Regions from separate parts of the Homo sapiens genome. Here region 1 is linked to region 2. The links are chromatin loops, found by intact Hi-C in ENCODE. Cell type or tissue: Calu3. All regions are shown on one strand. Links, peaks and the distances in the headings refer to the core of each region. The heading gives the core; the rest is flanking DNA.

Region 1 (12,782 bases), core at 4,032-6,531, 440 kb after region 2:
GTAATGCCTATAATTGTTTCAAATATACACTAGTGCTGGAGAGACAAGGTATGGGGAGGGGGCATCAGATTATCTTGCACTTGCAACGTTTGCCCAATTTTCTCTCAAGTCAGCTTCATCTAAACCAGTCTTCCTGACGAGGAGGCAGCCAGGATGGTCCTGCAAGCACACTCTCGTCAAAAACATTTCCACAGTGAAACACTGTCAGCAGTTGTTAGGGTGAGAAGGAAGTTTAAGTAGATGGACTAGAGGATAATTACTATGATTAGCATTTAGAGAAATTAAAAACTGCCATTTATTCCACAGCCAAGGGACATAATGAAACCAAGGAATATGACCGCCTTGCTATAGCCTTTGTCTTGAGAAGATTCATTTCTTCATTTCCTCATTTGGCAAATGTGAGTTGATGTTTTACTCTCCATCACAGACTGGGCTGAGGCAGAGACGACAACTGAGTCACGTAAGGGAGACGCGCAGTGGATGCCCACGCATTGGGGTGGGCATGTGCGGTGAGTGCGCGTGCTCAGGGCCCTCCTGGGGCTGCATGGAGGCCTCGCTTCCTGAAGGCGGCGCTGTGGATCCAGTCCCACGGACGCGGAGGGCCAGGCCGGGGACCACGGGAGAGCCGGGCAGAGGCAGGGTGTTGGCCAAGGTCACGGCCCCAGAGACCACAATAGCGTTGTGTCGCTGCAGCCAGGAAGAGCAGGCGACAAGGCCTGAAAGGTGAACTGAGACAGATCCCCCAGGGCTCCGCCCATGCCCTGGCCTCTCAGCTGCGTCTGTAGGCAGAGAGGAGACACTGAAGGGTATTTTTTTCAATTGAATTTTTCTTATTGTGGTTTTAAAAATATGTACATATGCACATAAACTATATATGTATGCATATTTAATATATAATACCATACATTATATATACATTTTGTTTTATATATAACATATTTTATTTTGTTATGCAAATATTTTATATACAAAATATTTAATATAAAATATACAATATTTTATATATAATTTAAATTATATATAATTTGTATATTTTATATGTATTAAAAATATATACAATGTATATTTTTATGTTATAAAAACATAAACATATAAATATACATAACATAAATGTATATATATATAAATTTATAAATATGTATAAATACATAACACAAATATATATATGTATATAACATAAAATTTACCCTTTTATCCATTTTAAGCACAAGTTCAGTGGCATTAAGTACATTCACATTGTCACACTACCATCACCACCATCCATCTCCAGAAGTTTTCCATCTTCCTCAACTAAATTCAACCATTGTAATTCAACTAAACGTAACCATTCTACAATAACTCCCTACTCCCCTCTCCCCAGCCTCTGGCAATCACAATTCTACTTTCTGTCTCTATGGACTGTCCACTCTAGGTATTTCCTGTGAGTAGGATCACACAGTATTTGTCTTTCTGTGACTGGCCTGTCTCCCGCAGCACAGCATCCTCCAGGTCTGTCCACGCCGCAGCATGTGTCAGATCTCCTTCCCTTTAAAGGCTGGATGACATTCCATTGTGTGATACACCACGTCTTGCTTATCCACTCATCCCTCGATGCTCATTGGGTTGTTTTCACTTTTGGCTGTTGTGAATAATGCTGCTAAGAACACGGGTACAAATATCTGTTCAAATGGATGGGTTTTGAGCAGGATAGTGGTTGGAAAAACCCTTTAGAAAGAGCTCCCTGCTGGTGCAGAAGATGATGATGATGATGATAATACAACTAATACTGAATGTGTGCTAGGTGCTGCGCAAAGTACTTGACGTGCATCAACTCATTTAATCCTCACAACCGCCGCATCCTCACACCTACTTTTTTGAGGTTGATGTTGTTATTATCTCCATCTTACTTAGGAGCCAGTGGAACCTACCCAGGTTTGCAGACAGCAGAAGACGGAGCCAGGAACTGCATCTGGACAGTCAGCTTGCAGAGCCTCGGCACTCACACTGTACCACATGGCCTCTCCTGGCAGACTGGGAGGGGTGAGATAATGCATGGAGGCTGTTGCTGGGCCATGGGAATAATACAGGCAGGAGCTGACAAGAGCTGTGAACTGAGCTCAGGAAGCAATAAAGAATAGGCATGTGGCCAGAGACTTGAGATTCTTAGGGAGCGAGATGGACAAGCTCCCCGGAGTGACTGTGGGTATGAGGAAGGGGAGGGGTCTAGGATGACAGACAGCTTTTGAACTTGATCACCTAGGTGGAGAGTGGTGCCATTGACTAAGAGAACATGGGTAAATTGGCAGGTGTAGTGGAAGGGGAAAAGAATGATTCTATCCAGTACCTGCTGAATCTGAGATTCCACAGGACATTTGGATACAGGTGCCCAACTCATATGGTATGAATCAAATTCAACAGAAAGATCTTGTTGGAGACACAGATTGAGAAGTCATTAGCATAGGGGAGAGTTGGAATCTTGGAAGTAGATGAGCTTGTCCATGGATCATGTGTGTGGAACTGAAAAGAAGAGGTGGAAATTGAAACCCAGGAATGGGGAGTTGAAAAGCTGGGGCAGTGAGAACACACTAGGGCTTATAAATTTCAGAACTGACATGACAGCAGAGAGTGGGTGAGGCCCCACTGCATTGCCACACGTGCATTAACCTGCACTGTGCTCCCTTCTGGGGGAAAACCAATGGTTAGGGACTGGTTCAACAAAGAGGGGACAGCAGGCATTTGGTGGGAAGCATCAGAAGGGTAGAAGGATATGGAAGCCAAGGTGGGGGAAATATTTCTGGAAGGATGGTATCAAATGCCTCAAAGAGATCAAATTAAATGGGACCAAAACAGTGCCCACTGACTTCTGCAGGCAACATTGCTGGTGACCTTACAAAGGGACATTCTTTGGAAAGGGTAGGAGCAGGGGCCATCTTGCCCCGGACTGAGGCATAAAGGAGAGTGTGGGTGTACATGGAGTATAGACGTCAGGAGAAGTGTGCATCCGGGGACTAGGGGAACAGGCAGTAGTTCCTAAGGCCTGGCCTGCGGGAGGCCAATGGAAGATCTTGAGCTCATTCACAGTTAGAGAGACAAAAACCAGTGCAGAAAGGTGGTCAGGGGGACCAGGCCTGGGAGGTCAGAGGACAAGAGGAGGAGCTCAAGTTTACGAGCATTCCCCTTCAGTAGAGGAGGGCTGCCTCAGACCAGAGAGGAGAGTGGCTGGGCAGGCACTGCACAGGGCCATGGGGAAGCCACAGCCTTTGGAAAATGCAATCTCTCAAAGCTGATCTTGACACAGCGAGGCTGGGACACACACATCGGAAATGGCAAAGTCCTTTTGGGAAGTTATTTGGCAATGGATATAAAGTTAGTTTTGGAAATTTACCCAAAGGGTAAATGAAAGAAAAAGCATCCGTACAATTATGCTCCCGGCACATTATTTACAATATTATTTTTAAAAAGCACATGTGGCTAATGGCATGGAAACGAGTTAAGTAAATTATGGAACATATGCTCAATGGATGGAATATTATGAGGTCATTAAAGTTATAATTACGAAGCTTATAGCTACACAGAAACATGGTTATGATAGTAAATGGAAAATCCGTCCTAAAATTGTATGTATACTCTAATTGCAACTATGTGAAGTATGCTTTCCCATGAAAGTACATTACAAGAGAATCCCTAAACTGATACTAGCTGTTGGCTGGAGATAATGGTAAGATTATGGCTGACATTTTTTTTTTCTTTTTCTATTTGGAAAGCTTGTTTTGAATCCTAATGCTACAGTTCTCATTAAAACAACAAGAAGAAAAAGTAGCCTTATATCTTATTAGCTATTACCCTATTTAAAACAGAACATCACTGGATTTTTTCCTCTCTACCTGATAGTATCGAGGCCTAATAGAATGGATTTTATGTGGTGTGGCCATTCCATTCAAAGCTCCTCACCTCTGATGTTGAGATTGAGTGTCGATGGTAATGGGTGTCTCCTTCCCGCAGTCCAAAGTGTGCTTGGATGCTTCTAATAGAAAAGATGCTCGCTAAACCTTCAACAACATTCCCAGCCCAGGAGCCATGCCGGGATGGGTTGCGAATGGCAGGCAGGGCAGAGACAGCCGTCCTTGCCAGTCCTGTATCCAGCACACGGGTACGTAGCTTTCATTCTACTGGGGCATGTCCCTGGAGGAGCCCACTAGCAGCTTGTCATAGAACCCCTACCTTCCTCGCGCCCAAGTCTTAGGATAGACTGCAGTCCTAAGCCTCAGCCTCTTAATATTTTTCTTCTATTTTGAGTTAAATTATCTCTATTTTTATCTTTTTTGGGTACACTAACATTTAGAGAGTTTATGAATGGTTCAAAACATTGATACAAATAGGCATTTTGAAATGGCAACTCAAAGTCAAATGGTAGCCATTCTATGCTAGGGACAGAGCAACATGGGGTGGAAGAAGTGGATCCCAGCCTCCCATCTGCAAGAATTTCCCTTCATTAGAAGAAGCTGCTGTTGGCTGGGAGCAGTAGCTCATGCCTGTAATTCCAGCGCTTTGGGAGGCCAAGGCAGGTGGATCACTGGAGCTCAGGAGTTCGAGACCAGCCTGGGCAACATGGCGAAACCCCATCTCTACAAAAAATACAAATTAGCTGAAAGTAGTGGTGCATGTCTGTGGTCCCAGCTACTTGGGAGGCTGAGGTTGGAGGATCGCTTGGGAGCAGCAGCCGAGGTTACAGTGAGCTGTGATGGCAGCACTGAACTCCAGTCTGAGTGACAGAATGAGACCCCATCTCAAAGAAAGAAAGAAAGAAAGAAAAAAGCTGCTGCTGCTTTTTTCTAGTACCCTAGCTCTGGCTTCTAGTCTTCTCTAATAATTTACCTCTTTCATTGAAAGGAATCAATGCAATAGGCGAGATAATTATAGGCTCAATGTAAGCATAAGAAAAAATCAGAATTTAGAGATTCATCTGCAAAAGATGGATTAGAAAGGATAATTAATATGCCTGATGTTTTCAAGAGGCATTAAAATGCGCATGAATCACTAGATTAAATCCAGGAGTGGGGCAGGAATTGCATCCTCTTCCTCCTGGTCTCTGTGCGCCTAGTTGCTTATTCGGTTGTAAACTACTCCATCTTGTGGCTAAACTAGGGTACTAACAGAGATCAAGATGCTCTTATTTTCAACCAAAAATCACTGTATTTTCCCCTCTTAAAACTTATGCATAGGTTTTAAGAAATCCAAGCCATTTAAGAATTATGAACAAGCTTTAAAAAATTCCAAGCATATATAAATGAAGAAAGTAAACATTATCCATAATCTCGTTATCTAGACTTATCCACACAGACATATATTTTTAGGCAAATACAGGCACATAACATGCATACTGCTTTATATGAGAACTAGTTACAATTTGCCTTTTTTCACTTCAAATGAATCACTATGTTAACACAATTCAGGAATCAGGGCTGGTCAGTATTTGATAAAATTAACAGGTTGAACTTTTTAGTTGCTATTGTAAATGGAAAAATCAGGAAATCTATAACTTTGGACAGGAGAGTTTTATTTCTTATAAAGGGTTACAGACTATAAGGTGGGCATTCCGATATGCTGGGAGGTGTAGCCTCCAGCCAAAGCCATAAAGGCAGGCACTTGGAGGGAGGGAAGGAGAAGACAGGAATTTCAGCTTAACTGGTATACATATTCAACAGGATATGGGAGGAGCCATGAATATTCATGAAAGGGGGTCTTGCACATGTGTGATAAGCAAACATGCATGTTATATACATCCCAGGGTCTCCTTGGGGTGGAGACGTAACATTTAAATGCATTATAATTAGGCCCTATATGTCAAAAGGTGAAGCAGGGCGTCAACACACCCAAGTGGTCGGCCTCTGTAAACCAGCCAGAACCAGTCCATGGCCTGTGATCTCTTATCAGGAGAAAGTTACAGAAATCAGTCTCTTGTCCAATCAAAGCTGTAGTTATGGCTGGTGGAAAGGGGGTGAGTTAGTCAGTGTCTGGTGGTGGATGAGCTGCAACTAGTTCAACATTGCTTATGTCAAGGCCAATGCTGGTTTAGCTGCTAGAGAGAACAACCTCTGGCAGTTAGAACCTAGTTTATTCTTTAAATGTTGGGTGCATGACTTAACCCTTCCCTGCCATGGCCTTAGGTCTTGTTTATAATTTGGTACCATAATGAGTTTGTTCTGTCAGTCTTATGGTCTCTATTATAACATTAATGCCGGGCAGTTTTGTCTAAACTGCAAAAGGGAGAAGGTATTATATAATGAGACAGACCTCCCATCCCGTTATGGCCCAGAATTTTCTTTAAGGTTTCTCTGGGGCCCCCTTGGCCAAGAGGGAGTCCACTCAGCTTGCTGGGGGCTTAGGGTTTTATTTTTAGTCCTCACTCTACGTATTTTCATAGCAGTTAGGGTAACCACAGTCTCCTTGGGCCTGGGCCTCCTGATCTGTTAAAGCCAATGAGGGGCGGGCGTCAGAGATTGCACACCAGTGGACCCCAAATCCCCCCCGCAGACCTTCTGGCTTCCAAGGTGCCCAGGGTCTTACAATGCTCCCTGCATTTGTTGCCTGCCTGGGGAAGCATATGGCTTACAACAGTGGGATTAAATGATCCCTAAATTCCCCGCCACTTGAGACATTGAGTTGATGCTGTTCCTGTCCTGAGAACATTTAATAAACTAGAGAAGTGGTTCTCAAAGTGGGGTCCCTGGACCAGCAGGATCAGCATCAACTGTGAAGTAGTGAGAAATGCAGATTCTGAGGCCTTCTCTCGGGTGTCCTGAATGACCTGGGGGTGGGACCAGCCACACGTCTTGGGCCCTCCAGGTGATTGTGATGCACACATAACTTCCAGAACCACTGATGCAGAACATCAATGAGATCACCCCTTTCTTATACATGTATCTTTCACCCTCCCACTACTAATTTTCACAATCTTATCTCTACACAGATTAGGCTACTGCGATTCAACTGATCACAATACAATAAATCCAGAGTCGGGCTCCTTTCCTCCAGCTCCACTGCTAGCACCGAGGGCCAAGCCACTGCCATCTGTCACCTGACTCGCAGCAGCCACCGCCCTGGGCTCCCTGCTTCCATTCCCACCCCCTGCAGTCAGCTCCGCTCAGAAGGCTCCCATGGCTTCCCTCTCACCCCAGGAAACACTGCTGCCTTAAATAACGTCAGGGCCTTATAGGCTGCCCTTTGGCCTCTCTGACCTCATCTCCTACTACTCCCCTGTTCTCTCTGCTTGAGATGCATTTGCCTCTTCCTCATCCCACCACAGGGTCTTTGCATTAGCCGAGCTCCCTGCCGAGAGCCCTTGGATCCCATATGTGCACGTTGCTTGCCCTCTCGCTGCCTTCACACCTCTGCTCAAACACCACTGCGGTGTCGAGGCCCCGCGATCACTCTATTTAAGTTGCAACCTCTTCTATCTTGAGAACTCTTAATAAACTAGAGAAGTGGTTCTCAAAGTGGGGTCCCTGGACTAGCACCCCTCCACATTCCTCCTTCCCTCCTTCCTGGTGCTTCCTACAAGGGAGAACATCAGGTACTTGGCTCAGTTTAAGGTTTATTTCCCCAGCTGGAACTTGAAGAACATGAGGGCTGGGCTTTTGATCTGCTCCAGGGACATCCTCAGTGCCTAGCACAGGGCTGCGTGGGGGCAGTGATCAATAAGCGTTTGCTAGATGAATGAAAGAAACAGATGCTTATTAGGGGCATGTGCGCCCTGATGTGGGGGGCCCGTGACTGAGGGCAACCCCACTCCCATGCTTTTGCCAGCTTGCATCATGCTTCACCACCTGTGCGTGCTTGGACTGCCCAGGAGGGCCCTGGGAGACGCTCTCACAGCCCCTGCCCCGCCGAGGTTACCTCCAGGCCCGCAGGGCTCTTTCCCATCCAGTGAATCTCAGATTCTGAGTCCTCCCAGCACAGGGCTCCAGGCTGCCACACCCGGTTAACCCATCCATGGGCAAGGCCCAAGACTCGGCCAGTGAGAGGCTTCGTCATACATAGAGGAAAAGAAACATATTATTTGGTTTGTATCTGGAACATCTCCCAGGCACCTTGAGTTGTCACACCAGCCTGATCTCATCATTCTTTTTATCTGTTCTGAAACATAAAACCACCAGTCTCCGTTCTCTCTAGGATAAAAGTAACAACTCTTACTCTATAAACACCTGTAGCAGCTTCTATGGCTGCTGTGATGGATTACCACAGGCTTAGTGGCTGAAACCAGCACGATGTCTGATCTGATGACACCTGAGGTGCAGCCTCGCTGGGCTAATAGCAGGTGTGGGCAGGCTATGCTCCCTTCTGGAGGCTCCCAACACCTTCACAGGGAGGCTAGGAATCTATTTTGAGGTTAAATTAAAAATATAGAATATGAAGGAGACTCAGATCTAAGAGTTACTGTGTGCTTATTGAGCTCAGAAGTTAACCAAATAGCTTAAGATTATTCTAAAAGACTTGAGAGCTATTAATATAATGAAATGGGTCACAGCCACATACTAGGTGTGTTAGAAATGAGAAATACCAGGCTGGGCACAATGGCTCATGCCTGTAATCCCAGCACTTTGGGAGGCCGAGGCGGGCGGATCACTTGAGGTCAGGAGTTCGAGACCAGCCTGGCCAACATGGCGAAATGCAGTCTCAACTAAAAATACAAAAATTAGCCAGGCGTGATGGCGGGTGCCTGTAATCCCAGCTACTCAGGAGGCTGAGGCAGGAGAATCGCTTGAACCCAGGAGGCGGGGGTTGCAGTGAGCCAAGATTGTGCCACTGTGCTCCAGTCTGGGCAACAATGTGAGTGAGACACCGTCTCAAAAAAAAGAAAGAAAGAAAGAAAGAAAAGAAATGAGAAATACCCAACACTTCCTTCAGAGCCACTTTTGTCCTCTTGTCTTGTTATCCTTCCAGCTTCACAAGCATCGAGGCACACTCCCTGGACAACAGGACATTGTGGCTCTCCTAAGTGACCCAGGAGTGGTTCCATTCTGTCAGGGGAGCTGAGTTTGCAAGTTCAAGATCTGATTGGAGTTTGGGGTGGCTTATTAGAGGTCACCAAATTCTCCTGCTGCTTTCTCAACCCAAGAAACCCACAAAGGTTTCTACCGATAAGCAGGGCAGCCTCAGCAGTGGCGAGTGGAGACCCAGGCGGCTCTGTGGTGATGGGCTGCACCCCGCCCAGCACAGCCCCCTTCTTCCCTGCAGATCCCACATGCAAAGCAGGAGGGCTGGGAGCAGAGGTTAGGGAGGGAACGAGAGTCAGTCTGAGCAAGGAGAGTCCCCACATGGGGAAGCCCCACAGGCAGCTAGAAACACCCATCACACACCACAAGATACCTGGGGCTTATGTTTAGGGAAATTATGTACAAAATTAATCAAAATTAATCCATGATGCCTTTTAAACAAGTATTTTAAAGGCAGGAGCAAGAAAATCAGAAACTAAATAAATGGTGATAAAATTTGACTACAAAATTTTGAAGGCTGGGCAGAGTGGCTCACGTCTGCAATCCCAATTACAATTGAGAGGCCAAGGTAGGGGGATCACTTGAGGCCAGGAGTCTGAGACCAGCCTGGGCAACATAGAGAGATCCCATAGCTAAAAAACATTAAAAAAAATTAGCTGGGCATGGTGGCACACACCTATAGCCCCAGCTACTCGGGAGGCTGAGGTGGGGGCATCACTTGAGCCCAGGAGTTTGATGCTGCAGTGAGCTAGGACTGTATCATTGCACTCCAGCCTGGGCAACAGAGTGAGACCACATCTCAAAATAAATAAAAATTTTGAATGTGTCCCATCATAGTAATGAACTGAACAGGAATTCTGAAGCTGCTGGTATGTGGACCCCAGCCCACGGTGTGTGTCAGAGGCACTGTGAGCCCCTCGCTGCCATACAGCATTGCTTGTCCATGCTGCTGGCCAGGGTGAGAGTCCTTTGCTTTCATCTGACTCCATTACCCCAACGTGGCTTAATGGAATTCTGGGGTCGTTTAAATTCACCTTATTTTGAAAGAAGGCCAAAGTGCTGACTGTGTGCACAATGGCCTCTAGCTTTGATGTTCTTTGTTTGCAAAGATGTCTACTGAGAAGGCCTCCTAACCTTTGAGTCAGGCTGCAGCTGCTCACCCTGTAACTACTGTGCTGAAGCAGGCAAGGTACAGGGAGACAGATGAGGACCAAGCAGGGCCCCCAGAAGAAAGAACATCACCATGAACTCCAAACCAGCCAATGCAAGCCAAACCAACTCACAGATGGAGAAATAACCATGGCCTGGGACTCCCAGATCCAGTACAATAGCAGGTAAGTATCATTTTCCCATTAATTCTTTTCTCAGGGAGAAAGGCCTGCCTCTCTAAACGCTACCTGTGAGTCAGCCTTCACTTTCCCCTTGGGACAGCCTTGCTTTTGCTGTTGATGCGGTAACACCTGTTTACCTAGGGTCTATCCTGTGTCAGAAACTCTGCTGGTGTTGCACCTAAGTCCTCGAATGGCCCAGAGCCCTGGAGGGTACGGTTTTGTCAACAATTTTCAGGCAGGAAAACGGAGGCTCACAAAGACGCAAAGAGAGGCGTGGCACCTGAGCACCTAAGATGTGCCGGGCACCATGCTAGGCCTCTCCCAGCGAGAGCCCAAGACCCCACAAGGCTGTTACCTGCTCCCAGCCTGACCCAACAGGTGAGGTCATGCCCCCACCATGTAGGGACAAGCCCTCAGCATTGAGTCATTACCCTGACACTCACAGTCAGCACCTCACAGCCAGGACTTAATTGCCTTCTAATTGTTTTCTCTGTTTGTTGTTTTTCGGTAATTAGACTCGAAGCTCTCAGGACAAAAACTCTGACTTGACTGTATCTTGTAACCCTGATTGCTGGACCCAAAGACGTTATTAGTAAATATGGATTGACTGACAGAAGAATCCAGACTGCACAAGGCAGATGGGTGGGCAGATGGCCACCTTCCAAATTACCTGAACACCGTTATGAGGCATTGGTCATGAGGTCCTCCAGCTACTAGGCAAATACTGATTTCTGTGCTTTCTGTGTGCCAGGCCCTGGGGACCAAGGATGGGTGGAACAGGATCCCTGTGTGTCTGGGGGGAGGAGAACACACGCACGACTGGCCCCCATAAGCACCCTCATCAGTGCCCCAGGCAGGTGCTGCGGGGCATGAGGAGACGCAGGGTGGAGGTGGGAAGGGGCCAGGCCTCCCTCGTGGGCAGAGGCGCAGGGAGTTGCTGGGGCCGGTGTGGGCTCAGCCATCTGGGATGGCGGGTGGGAGGGTACTGTGAAGAGGAAACAAGCCTGAATGAAAAGATGGGGCAGAAAGACATTTTGTGAGGGGCCCCCAATAACCTGTGGCAGAGAGAGGCTTCAGACTGCATTCTACAAACTGAAATGACAACTTCAAGATGGCTCTTTTGTCTGTGCGACTCACTGCCTTCTGGGAAGAGGACCTGCTGTCTTCTAGGAATTATTCCTTCTGCTCCAACCACAAACTTCACTGGAGCTGCCATCATTCCAACATGATCCCAGCTCCCTAGAGCCAGCTCAAGATAAGCCAGTGGGTGATTTCCTGACATCTTTTGGAAGAAGCGGTTCTGCCTAGAAGGGAAGAATGCAGACACGGTGGCGATGGGCACTTTGGGGGCATTTCAGCTGTGAGACCCAGATGCTACTGCCCTGCCTGCAGGTCAGCTGTTCAACTCTTCTCTCAAGAACACTGGACATCCCAAGAGTGTCTCAATAAACTGAAAGAGCTTCCTCCTTTCAATTAAAAGATAGAACAAGTTGGACTTGTGCAGCCTGCAACCAAGAGTGTCCTAATGTCACCGAATACAACCCCTGACTGAAATACAGTCCTCAGCGTCCTTTAGTTTAGCTATTAAACACCACTATGAAAAAACACCTTCCCTCCACCACTTCCTTCCCTCACTTCAAAGAAGCAATATTCTGAAATTACAAACAAGAGATTCAACTTAATAGAGGGGGACACTGTGAGGGAACAGTTTACTCTGCAAAAGTAATGATGGCATCCTTGGTGGAGAAGGTTTGCCGTGAGGTTAGATACAATTATGGAGAGTTCGGGATGAATCTTTCATTCCTGACATGGAGGGAAAGACCTCTTACTGTGAGCCTGGCTCCCCTGGAGAGGTTTCAATCTTTCTTAGAAAGTACAATCAAGTCCTGGGAAAATGAAAAAGGAATAAATTTGAAGTTCTCCTGAACAGTTTTCATAGAAGATCCAACAGTGGCTGTAACTTTTGTTAACGCTTCCGTAGCAGTGATTTAATGAAAAGTTATATGAACTCACCACTCTAATAAAGGGGTCTTCCTTCTTCCTTTTCAAAAAATTTCCTAGCAGGAACTTTGGCTGGCTGATGTTTATCACCTTAGTAGATAAATATTTGTTGAGTGAATGAAAATCAAATACAAAAAGACACAAACACAAGAAAGTTACACTCTGATCTGTTTTACTGCTGTAGTAACAGTGCCCGACACAGAGGCCTTGTTTAAAAAGATGGGTTTTATTATTATTCGTATGGGGAGGTCAACAGATCAGGAGACGACTACCATCGAAAAGACAGTTTATTATTCATAGACCCCAGGAGGGGGCAGCCACGCTGTACAGGACCACGTGGGGAGGCAGAAGGAGCGAGGGTACGTATGGGCAAGAACCTTGACTGTGGCTTTTCCTGGAAGAAGAGGCAGGGTAGGCAGCTGAGTGGACTTAGGATTGGCTACTTTGAATCATTTCATTTGGTTTATGATTAGCT
Region 2 (12,782 bases), core at 4,902-7,401:
CTGAGTCAGGATGGTGACGAATGCAGACAGCATCCTCCCCAGAGAGGGGTGGAGGGTGGGAGTGGAGGTGGGGGATGCACAAACCTCAGCACACCAATGTGAACCCTGCAGTGAGCCTGATAGGCAGTACCCGTGGGGTTCAGGTGCTGCACTCCTTCTCCCCGACAGTGAGGGAAGAGAGGGGAGGGCACCAGAGGGCCCTGTCTTAGGGCCAGTGACTCTTAGACCTCAGGAGTAGGAAGGCCCTTAATCTGAACCTAAGGGACCTGCTGCTCCAGGCAGAGAAGCTTTGCCAAGGAAGGTGTGTATGGAGGGGGTTGCTGCTCCATTTCTGAATCAGAAAAGCAACTGAGAACTCCCTCCAAGGGAACCAGAAAACCCAACTCATCTCTCAGCTGCCCACACACTCGCCAGTGTGGGGAGCCCACCACACCCCAGGTGTGTGTGGTGCAGCCTGTCCCGTCTTTCCCCGTAAAGTACTTGCTGTGTAAGAGCTCAAAGTCCTCCCCTGGAGGCAGAGAGGCAAGAAAGGTCCAACCTCCATTCAAAAGGGCTCACAGAATGCCCAGCAGAATAGAAGGGGAAAAAAATTACAGTGATCTGGACAAAGAGAAAACTCAAAAGGAAGAGAGAAAATTGCTAAACATTTCCTGCATGGACAAGCAGGTTCCCTACTAGGATTAAAACCCATGCTGTTTCCTGAAAGCTTGAGAGAGGCTCATAAACACCAATACAGTCATTGATAGAAAGTGACCATCACATTACTCTGTAGTTTAAGGGGGAAGGAAGAGTAAGCCGATTTCTCCATTGATCCTTGCCCAAGACCCAAACACCAGGGGCACACATGAAGTCTGATTAGGTCAGGGTTATTGGCTTGGAGCAGTGAGGAACAGCATACACCACAGTTTTGGGGCATTTACCAGAAAGGGAAAAGATAGAGTTATTATGCTTGCAATCCCAGCACTTTGAGAGGCTGAGGCAGGATGATTGCTTGAAGCTGGGAGTTCAAGACCAGCCTGGACAACATAGAAAGATCCCTGTCTCTACAAAAAAGAAAGAAAATTAGCCAGGCATGGTGGCACACACCTGTAGTCCCAGCTACTCAGGAGGCTGAAGCTGGAGAATCACTTGAGCCCAGGAGTTTGAGACTGCAGTGAGCCATGATCACCCACTGCACTCCAGCCTGGGCAACAGAGTGAGACCCTGTCTCACCAAAAAAAAAAAAAAAAAAGAGAGAGAGAGAGAGACAGAATTATTATAGGACTTGGGGAAGAGTGGAGCTTGGGTGAAATTTAAATTCAGCCATCATTTTATAAGCTGAAACAAAGCAGTGTTGCATGTTGATGGGTGATATGGTTTGGCTGTGTCCTCATCCAAATCTCTTCTTGAACTGTAGCTCCCATAATTCCCACATGTTGTGAGAGGGACCCGGTGGGAGATAATTGAATCATGGGGTTGGTTCCCCCATATTGTTCTCATGGTAGGTGAATAAGCCTTATGAGATGTGATGGTTTTATAAGGGGTTTCCCTTTTTGCTTGGTTCTCATTCTCTCTTGTCTGCTGCCATGTAAGACGTGCCTTTTACCTTCCACCGTGATTGTGAGGGCTCCCCGGCCATGTGGAACTGTGAGTCCAACAAACCTCTTTTTCTTTATAAATTACCCAGTCACGGGTGTGTCTTTATCAGCAGCATGAGAACAGACTAATACAATGGGTCAGCCTCAGGACTGGATGGCAGAGTGGATGGAGGGTCCTGTTTCTTTGGAAATCAAGACATTAAAACGGATGTGGAATTTTGTGCCTAGAATTCCTTCATCTGAAACTTTACAGCTGGAGTGGAAATTGAAGCAGCTTCTCTGTATCAGAGTGACTTCCATCCAAAGGTGGGATGCTGCTTGTTACTCCTGCAACTGCAGACGGCAGAGTTTTCAACAGTCTGTGACTTGAGAGAACAAGGTCTTTCTGTGAATGAGAAAGCAGTAGTTGTTCTGACATGTCACAGCTTCAGTGTGTCCTTGGGAAGAACATTAGTAATGTTCCAGCTGGATTTGTCTATTTCTATTATCCCAGACTCATGAGTAGCCAGGCACAGTGTTACTTTCTCAGTCCAAGTTCATCGGATCCTCATGCCTTCTCCTCCCTGCTCTCTGCCCCAAGGCTGACCTGCAGGAACCACATCAAGGGTTCCCATGCCCCCGGCTTCTGCTTGGGATAGATCTGGCAGGAGTGAGAGGGAGTGAGGGGAGAGGACAAGGGCAGGGCAGCAGTCCCAGTGACTCCGTCCCACAGGGCCGCCTGGAGAGGGCTGTGTCCTGGGTCTGCAGAGGCTGCTTTGCACAGCCCTCTCCTGTACTTGAGACCCACTTTCTTGCCTTTTCTTCCCAGGGGCTAACAGCTTGGCTGCCACCAAGCCAGCATGATACTCACCCACACCTTATCAGTAGCCTCTGCACAAAGAAATCTCCTTGACTTATCTATTTTGAGTGTGCCATCTGTTTCCTGATGCAGGTGGCACAGTCAGTATAAATAAGTATCATTCCAGATCAAGCTTCCTAATGTGCCATTAGGAAGTCATACATTCTCGGGCGACTGACATTGCTACTCAGAGCCTTGGTTTCCCCATCGGGGAATGCAGAGGAGTTGAAATGCTGTTGTGTGGATTCAACGAGGGAAACATCGAACCTAGCCGTGTTAATTTTGTAAACCTAGAGTGTTGCTTCCTGAGAAGGAGCTGTGGGGTGGACTGCGCATGCAGGGCTGAGTGCCAGGGTGTCCTCCCTGTCTCTGCAGGAACCATGCTCCCACCAGCGCTGGCCACTTCCCAGAATCCTGCCTCTTTTCCATGCCTTGTCCAGCTCTGTGAAAAAGACATTTTCAATTCCACATTTCAGTCCTCCCACTGAGCCTCAGCCTTAATGTGGAGCCACTTTAATATATAAAAGACTTGTCAGGGGAAATGTTGTCATTCCTGTAGCACATTTCTGGAGAAGAGCTTTGATTCATCAGTTTTTAATTCCGTGGGGAGATGGAACGAGATAAAACAGCCAAGTTCTGCCTTTAGAAATTCCCATGGCGCTGCAGCCAAACTGCACCCTCACCTCAGGCTTTCCTTTGGCCCCAAATGGTTGGTTTTCCAACTTTGGCGGTTACCATTTCCTTGTGAGCAAATTGTGAAGAACTCATGAGCTATTGTAAACATACCTAGGACAAGGGAATCCATGAACCCTGCAGTGAGCCTGATGGGTGATACTTACGTGGGGTTCAAATGCTGCACTCCTTCTCTCCAATAGTGAAGGAAGGGAGGGGAGGGGACCAGAGGCTCCTAGTGTGGGGCCAAATAACTCATAGACCTCAGGAGCGAGGAGGCTCCTGCTCACTCAGTTGTGAGTTATTTGGGGACAGATGGAAATTAATCTGAACCCAAGGGACCCACTGCTCCAGGAAGAGGGGTTTTTTTCTGCCAAGGAAGGTTTAAGGCCCTGGGCTGAGCAACCATTCTATCCCCTCATCTAGAGCAATGCCTAGCATTGAGAAAGTGGTTGATAATTATTACAGGATAAAATGACGTTTTATCCTTATTTTTCCAGAGGAGACCCAAAAAGATTAGGCAACTTGCCCAAGATCAGGACGCAGGTAAAAGGCATCTCAAGGCTGCTAATTCAGGCCTCTAGACACCAAATCCAGTCCTCATGCCCCTTCCTGTGGCCCCATATGCAATGAGTGTGCTCAGTCAAAACTGGACAGCACTCAGTGTCAAGCACTGAGGGACAGACACAGTGCTGTACAAAGGGGGTCTCTGTCTCAGCCCCTCAATCTTGAACTCAGGAAGTGGTTTGATTTATCAGTTCTGGGTATATAGGTCCAGATTCAAGTACATCTGTGGGGTCATCCTGCCAGGCATTGTGAAGTCACTGTGAGTAGTGAGTAGGTGCTTACTAAGAATGCAGGACCGAGATAATGCATGAAATATGGATTTTGATCAACTACATTTGGGAAGAATAGCACACAGTGCCCCCTTAAAGATGTATAGTGCACACTCATGTGCTGAAGACTGAAAAGTCCCATGGTGAAGTCATCTGTTTATGTTATTCAATCTAGCGTTTCTCAAATGTATTTGATTTAGAAAACTTTCTTCCCCATCTTTATAACACACCTTGGGAAGCAGTAATGTTAGGTCAATCCCAGTAACTGAGATCCTGAGGCAGAGTCACCATTGCCCCCCCATAGTTGGCATAGTTGGACCAGGAAACCTCCATGTAGTCTTCTTAAATGGAAAACTATAGGCTGCAAGGAAGTTTTGGTCTGCAGAACTTCTCTCTTCTACTACTTCAAAGTTGAAAGTTACACATACCGAACATGTTCCCAGATGAGGAACTCTAGCAACTAGCGTTTCATACATCTCCAAAGTTTTCAGTTCAATTAGATCATGTCAGTTGCCCTGTCCACAAATTTAGGAAAATGAGAAAATAAAGTGATTGCTAGTAAGTCCCAAAAATGTCACACAGCTGAAAAAGACAGAACAGTGGAGTTTAGAGAAACAAACATGCATGATTGGAAATTTCCATCAGGAAGCTACTTCCCCTTGTGCAGGACTGTGAACGGACTGGACCCTTCTCTCACCTGCAAAATGACAAAGTGATGGAAGGCACCATCATCTTCAATGCCAACATCACTGGGTCTCTAATTCCCCAAACCCAACAACTCCCTACCCTTCTCCGTCTTCACCCCTCCCTACTGGTTCAGAGTTTTGCTGTCTCTTACCCAAACATTTCTGGTAACCCCCAGATGGTCTCCCCTGTTCCCTTCTCTCTCAAGTTTTATCTACCTTGCACTCCCTTGGAGAATTATTTTCCTGACAACTGCAAGATCAAGTCACTTTCAGGCTCGCAAGCTTCAGTGACTCCCGCTTTAGCCAGGTATCTAAATTTTCTGCAATGTAAATTCAACCTCTGCAAGTTCTTCTGCTGAGACCTGACTGTATAGCTCCACAGGATGAACTTGCCATTTCCAACATGAGTCTTGAAATTCCGAGAGATCTGCCTTTGCTTCTAAGGTCCCCACACAAAGTGGCCATATGGGTCCATCCTTGACACCCAGCTACAACACTGGCTTCTCCATGCTGAGCTTTCCTTTTGAATCGCCCTAGTTGGAAGCAATCTTGTGCTGTTCTGAACAATGACAGTGTCTTGCGTTGCCTGCTTTATAACCCTTACCACTTTCTTTGTCATATTTATTCACCCACATATGTTATCTCCTGTATTGTAATGTAAGGTCATAGATAAAGGTCATAGATAAAGGCAGACAAACCTAGTTTAGTTTACTATTCCCCTTTCTATTCTATTTCCTCTACATGCTCATATATAGGAAAACCCTAAAAATGTTAGTGAAATTGAGACATATAAACATTTGTGTTTCTGTCAATATCCCTCTAAAATCCAAATGTGATTGTTCTAAAAAGTACATACCAGCAATCTGTCTGGAAATCTTCAGTGACCAGGAAAATAAAATCTAATATGACAGGAGAGATCTGTATTCATTTTGATTAAATATATTCATCCAGAGACAAGAACAGATGGATATCTTCCCTTTGTACCCAGCCCATGATGAGAACAGCAGCTTCTGCTGGACTGTAATCAATGCTAGAGGAAGGACTTACCAACAGCAGCAGTTGTACCTGGAGCCAACTTTGGCTCAAGATGTTGTCCACCTGAAGACTACCTGAGCCAGCTTACTGAATGACAATGCAGAGCTTCACTGACAATTTTTTTTAAAAGTTCTCCTGCCTTCCTATTTCTTCCAGGCCTTTAGCAAGATCTGCAATGATCTAGAGCATTAAGAACCTGGCTTCCAGCCAGGCACAGTGGCTCACACCTGTAATCCTAGAACTTTGGGAAGCCGAGGCAGGAGGATCACCTGAGGTCAGTAGTTCAAGACCAGCCTGGCCACTATGGGGAAACCCCGCCTCTACTAAAAATAAAAAACAATTAGCCAGGCGTGGTGGCGAGTACCTGTAGTCTCAGCTACTTTTGAGGCTGAAACATGAGAATCGCTTGAACCCAGGAAGCAGAGGTTGCAGTGAGCCGAGATCACGCCACTGTACTTCAGCCTGGGTGACAGAGTGAGACTCCATCTCAGAAAGTAATAATAATAATGATAAAATAAAAATAAAAACCACATTCCTGTCATATTTCAGCTGTGAATCATAGGTACACAAACACAGGATTAGCTATGTTTTACAAGACAGCTTCTGGCAAGAAACTAACAAAACAGTTGCATTTTAGAAATGCAGAAACTTCAACTCCCTATCATGAATTACTGAGTGGTCCCTGGAATGAATTGCCTGTCCTGGTGCGGGGGAAAAATTAGCCCTTAGTTCATCTAACTGAGGAATAGGACGTTCTAAATTTTGGTATGATAGCTTCATCCCTGAAAGGTATTTTTCTTTCTTTTTAAAGCAGTTTCTGCAATTGACCAGAGCAATTCTCAGATACCAGCTATTGGAAATTCTCACATAATCTTCACAGACATGCTTTTCTCCTTTTGTTATTGCTCTGTCAATAGCATTTGGCCAGGGGAAATGAGAATTTTCCCATTTCCCACTAAACGTCGTTAGATAAAAATTTTCCCCTGTTAACAGAAATGATTTTGCCTTATAAAAAGTTCTTATTCTTCTTGGAACCGAGATGACTCTCTAAGATCTGCAACTTTTTGAAAAGTCATTTGTGGCCGGGTGTGGCAGCTCACGCCTGTAATCCCAGCACTTTGGGAGGTTGAGGCAGGCTGATCACGAGGTCAGGAGTTCCAGACCTGCCTGGCCAAAATGGTGAAACCCCATCTCTACTAAAAATACAAAAAGTAGCAGGGTGTGGTGGCGTGTGCCTGTAATCCCAGCTACTCAGGAGGCTGAGGCAGGAGAATTGCTTGAACCTGGGAAGTGGAGGTTGCAGTGAGCCGAGATCGTGCCACTGCACTCCAGCCTGAGTGATAGAGCAAGACTTCGTCTTGAAAAAAAAAGAAAAGAAAGAAAGAAAAAAAAAAGTCATTTGTTCTATGCGGACCAAGTGCGTTTATGTTTTTCTTTAGAAGAAGATGTTATTTTCAACAATTTGGTAGAAATCTATGCCCAAGTAAGATTTTAAAATTCAGACCAGAGAAAAAGCAATGATATGAGCCCATTCTGTTTTTATGATTACCTGTATCATCTTGCTACTTAAGGCACTGATCGTGTGGTAAAATTACGCAAGAAGAGAATAATAGAACGGAATGTATTTACATTTTTGTTGTTGATTTTGTCTCCTTTTAGAAAATGCTTTGAGAAAATTTTATATCATGAAACAAATTGGTAAATAATTAATTTAACAAGTTATCAGCCACCTTGACATCTAACCAACATTGATTTTGCTTTAGGTATTATCACTATGAATATCAAGGTTATCAGTAATTTGGGGCTTACCTGCTGAAAATAGTAAGCTTCTACTTTGCCATTTTTCTTTTTCTGCACAAATTGTGTTGGCTGGTTTTACAGGCAGGTGGCCTACGCAGTCACATGGGGCCCTTGGCTCAGAGGGGCCCCCCACTTGGTTTAATGCTCTGCTCCTGTCATCTTGAAATTCATAATACTTTTATTTCCAAGCTTGTGTTTTGTATGTAAAGTTTGTAGTTCTAATTTGCATTTCCCTAATGACTGGTATTGTTGAGTATCTGCTCATATGCTTAGGATTTGCTACATTTTCATTTGCTTAGGATTTGCTATCTTTTCATTTGCTTGGAACTTGCTGTCCTTGTGTCTTCTTTCGTTAAGTGTGCGTTCAGATCCTTTGCCCATTTTTTAAGAAATGGGTGGTTTCCTTACTGAGTTTTGAGTGTTCCTTATGTATTCCATATACAAGATCTTTATTAGATTTGTGACTTGCAAACATATCCTGCTAGTCTGGTTTGTCTTCATTCTCTGGGTATCTTTTTATTCTCTTTGTATTTCTGTGTATCTTTCACAGAGCAAAGCTTTTAAATTTGATCATATTATTTTTATTTTTTATTTTATTTTTATTTATTTATTTATTTTGAGAAGGAGTTTTGTTCTTTCACCCAGGCTGAAGTGCAGTGGTACGATCTCGGCTCACTATAACCACCACCCCAGCCCCCGGGTTCAAGCGAGTCTCCTGCCTCAGTCTCCCAAGTAGCTGGAATTAATAGGCACCTGCCAACATGACCAGGTAATTTTTTGTATTAGCTTTTAGTAGAGATGGGGTTTTGCCATGTTGGCCAAGCTGGTCTCGAACTCCTGACCTCAAGTGATGCACCCACCTCGGCCTCCCAAAGTTCTGGGATTACAGGCATGAGCCACTGCACCCAAACTGATCAAATTAAATTTATCTTTTGAAGTCATATCTAAAAACTCTTTGATAAACTCTAGGTTATGTAGATCTTCTCCTACATTTTCTTTTGCACTTTTTTAAGTTTTATGTTTAATATTTAGGTCATAATCCATGAGCTAATATTGAAAAAGTTCTGAGGTGTATATTAAGGTTCTCTTTTTTTAATCCTTTGCTCAAATTACTATTAGTAATTCTCCATTGAATTATCTTAACATCTTTGTCAAAAATCAATTAACTATATTGTTTGGCCTTTCCAAACAGTTCCTGTGCTTATCCATATACATTTTAGAATCAGCTTACTGAGTCTTATTGATTCAAAAGTTTACTGGGACTTTGATTATGCTGAATCTCCACATCTAATTGGATAGAATTGACATCTTAACGGTATTGTATCTTCCAATCCATGAACATGATATATTTCTCCATTTATTTAGGTCTCCTTTAATTTCTCTCTTCAGTGTTTTGTAGTTAAGCATACTGATCCTGCACATCATTTGTTAGATTTATATCTAAGTTTTTTTACTTTTGGCTTAATACAGCAGAAATTTGTTTCTTGTAGTCTGAACTCTGAGAAGTCCAAAATCAAGGTGCTAGCAAAATTTGGTTGCTAGTGAGGGCTCTCTTCCTTATACCTAAGTATTTTATTTCTTGTGATGCTTTTGTAAATATTTGTAAAATTTCAAGTTCCAATCGTTTACTGTTCACATACAGAAATATGCTTCACGGCCGGGCCCAGCCAGGCATGTGGCTCACGCCTGTAATCCCAGCACTTTGCGAGGCCAAGACAGGTGGGTCACGAGGTCAGGAGATCAAGACCATCCTGGCTAACACGGTGAAACCCCGTCCCTACTAAAAATACAAAAAAATTAGCCAGGCGTGGTGGTGGGCGCCTGTAGTCCCAGCTACTCGGGAGGCCGAGGCAGGAGAATGGCATGAAACTGGGAGGCAGAGCTTGCAATGAGTCGAGATCGCGCCACTGCACTCCAGCCTGAGCGACTGAGCAAGACTCTGTCTCAAAAAAAAAAAAAAGGAAGAAAGAAATACGCTTCACTCTTAAATATCAACATTGCATCCTGCAACCCTGCTCACCTAGTTATAGCTATATAGTATATATAGTGTATAGTTTCTAGTTATAGAAACATTTTTTTCTACATTCTTAGGGATTTTCTAGATAAATAATTATGTCATATCCAAATAGAGACTTTTTAATTTCTTCCTTTCTAATCTGTATCTTTTTTTCTTGCCTTACTACACTGCTTAGAACTTCCAGTAAAAAATTGAATAGGAATGCTGAGATAAAATATCCTTATGTTGTTCTTAACCTTGGGGGCAGGACATTTAGTCTCTCACCATTAAGTATGATGACCGCTGTAGGTTTTTCATAGATGCCTCTTATTGGGCTAATAAAGTTCCCTTGTATTCATGGTTTGCTGAGAGGTTATGTGACGAATGCATAAAACTAATTTTATCTCCATATACCAACAACAACTGGAAGAAGAAAAAATTTTGAAGTACGATTTACAAGAGCATCAGAAAATCTTAAATACTTAGAGATGAATTCAATTAAAAATATGCAAAACCTTTACACAAAACACTGTAAAATATTGATGTGGCAAACTAAAAAACACCTACATAAAAAGAAAAATATATTAAGTTGTAGATGGAAAGACCCAATATTATTAAGATATAAGTCTCCCCAGATTGATCTTCCCCAATTGTGAAATCGATCTATATATATTCAACATGATCCTAATCAACATCTCAGCAGGGCTTTTTTTAAATGTTTTTTGTTTTTTTTTTTTGAGTTGTTTTGATAGAAATTGACAAGCTAACTCTAAAATTATATGGAACTGGGAAAGACCCAGGAAAGCAAAAACAGTAATCACGACTGTGTGAAATGTGCATGTGGATAAACGTATAGATCAATGCAACAAAAGAGTTTATATATGGATGGATGGAGGGATGGATGAATGGATAAACAGGTAGATATAAAGAAAGATACCTAAAGATAAATATATATACACATACATACATACATACATACATATATACACACACATATAAAAAAAGAGAGACAGATAAGTCAATAGATTTTTTCGCAAAGATGTAAAATAATTCAATGAGGGAAAAGATTGTCTTTTTTCAACAAATGGTGCTGATACAACTGGATACCCATGTGGAAAAATGATCATTCAGGCTGCAGAGTACAAAAAGGATTACAGTGGTTGAGAGTAGATGAGGGAACACCAATTACAAAGCTCTTACTTCCAGGAGAAATGATGCCTATAATCTGGTAACGCCTAAGAATTTATTTTATAGATGTAAAAAAAACTGACACTAATCTAAATGTCTATCCACAAAAGCCTAGTTAAATAAATTGCAGTTTATTCCTATAAAAGGATAATATGCAACTATTAACAGAATAAAGAAGCTCGTTATCTTTATGGAATGAACACCGAGATAAATTCTTTAATTTAAAAGACCAAGATGCATAATAAAGTAATTGGACATATTAGTCCCTTGCTGGGAAGACACTGAAGAACTTGCTCACACAAGTTGTCTGGAAGAAGAGTCCCAGGCTGGCCAGGGTACTAGGATGGGGAAGGAGGTTTACTTGTCATTGCATTCTATTCTATACTGTTTGAATTTATGGTTTGGTACCTTTACATTACCAATTAAAATACATACTACAAGCTAAAATTATATATATTTTTAATTATTTATTTATTTATTTTTTGACGGAGTCTTGCTCTGTCGCCCAGGCTGGAGTGACACCCTGTGGGTCATCCCCCAAGGGCCGTCCAGCCTCCATCTTCCAAAACCAATTTTACCTGGTGTCTCCAACGACAAGGGGAAAAATTTGGCATTCCTTGGAGACTTAACAGGATGCAGTGAAGTCAGGCACTTTCAAGAGCTGACCTATCAGTCTGCCCTTTTTCATCCCTGAGTGGATGTATGGTGGGATTATGGAGGACCTTTACTGGACACTTTACCAAATAATCAGAGCAGTACTTACGCTCTAGTTCAATTGGCTATCCCTTTTACTCTGGCATTCAGCAACCAGAAAGAGAAAAACAAAAGTAGCCTCACTTCTTACCTCTTTAACAACTATAATAAGTGTACTCCTTCTTCTTAGGTATTATGTTGCACCATACATCCAAGAGTTAATCAAAACAACTAAGCCAAGACATGTTAAGCAAGTTTGAAGAGGAAAACGATAAAGTAAAAGAGGAGGGATTGCAGAAAGTAAAAAGTTTCCCCTTCAAAGTTCCCCTTCTTGTTAAAGAATAAATCATAAGTGTTAGAAATAATAGTTTCTTTTAAAGACCAACTTTCTTCAAGCCTCCTTGCTTTGTGCTAATAACTCTTTGTTAAGCCCTATCCTATATAACTGTTGGACATGCTCACAGGCACATCCCAGGTCACGGCCTATGCCCCTTCCTTATTTGGAAATGTTATCGCTTCCTTAAACCTTTTCTAAGCAACTTCTTTGTTCTTCCCTGCACTTACCTATTTAGGAAAGTTTTAGGCTATTAGCAAATCGGGTATCAGTTTAAGATTGTGAGGTCCTGCTCCAGCCAATGGATGCAGGACACAGCAGTAAGGACAACCCAAATGCATAAGGGATAAATAAGTCTGCTTTTCCTTTGTTCAAGTGTGCTCCCACCATTGTTCCATCTGCGATTAAGCACCCTTTCTGCAGAAAGTAAAGATGGCCTTACTGAGGTCTTTTGTCTCTGTACTGACTTCTCTTTGCGGCATCGATTATCTATTTCTAACAAGGTCGGAGGTGGTAACAGATGCAAGGACCTACGGCTGGAGGAGAACTTTTACCCTAGAAAAAAATTTCAAGTAAGTGGAACCAAAAACTGGCCTCAGTCACTAAACAAACACATAGACAGAAATTCAATTGAAAATGCTCATAGAAAGTCTTGCTTTGTCAAGTAACAGCTTCTTGGTGTAACAGCTAACATAAATTATTGCCGAAATAGTTGCTTACATTGAATAGAATAAAGTAACTTGCTTTAGAAATGACTACAAATAAGATAGCTAGGCTGGGCGCAGTGGCTCATGCTTGTAATCCCAGCATTTTGGGAGGCCAAGGCAGGCAGGTGGATCACCTGAGGTCAGGAGTTCGAGACCAGCCTGGCCAACATTGTGAAACCCCATCTCTACTAAAAATACAAAAATTAGCCTGGCGTGGTGGCAGGTGCCTATAATCCCAGCCACTCAGGAGGCTGAGACAGGAGAATAGCTTGGACCCAGGAGGTGGAGGTTGCAGTGAGCCGAGATCATGCAACTGCACTCCAGCCTGGGCTACCAAGAGCGAAACTCCATCTAAAAAAAAAAAGATAGCTAAAAGCTGGGACCATTTTATCAAAATGTTGAGGCTTAGATGACAATAGT

What was found. A loop is a pair of places that touch in the nucleus more often than their neighbours do. Peaks named below come from ENCODE experiments on the same cell type or tissue, not always from the same donor. Only the 100,000 strongest peaks of a DNase experiment are listed, where the experiment ranks them.
Region 1: a loop joins it to region 2, with 11 times the contacts of the local background. A loop is called at or near these places in 10 of 110 quality-filtered maps.

Annotation. Positions count from the first base shown.
Region 1 is chr2:105,107,005-105,119,786 of GRCh38, reverse strand. No RefSeq gene overlaps it. Among named protein-coding and RNA genes, the nearest start is that of MRPS9-AS1, 10 kb to the right of the region's middle. RefSeq lists enhancers at 15-514, 515-1,016, 10,096-10,904. In Calu3, for the core only: a CTCF peak has its summit at 5,088 (motif pointing left); no DNase peak of the experiment used is centred there.
Region 2 is chr2:105,547,160-105,559,941 of GRCh38, reverse strand. No RefSeq gene overlaps it. Among named protein-coding and RNA genes, the nearest start is that of LINC02946, 57 kb to the left of the region's middle. In Calu3, for the core only: no CTCF peak of the experiment used is centred there; a DNase peak (open chromatin) is centred at 5,851.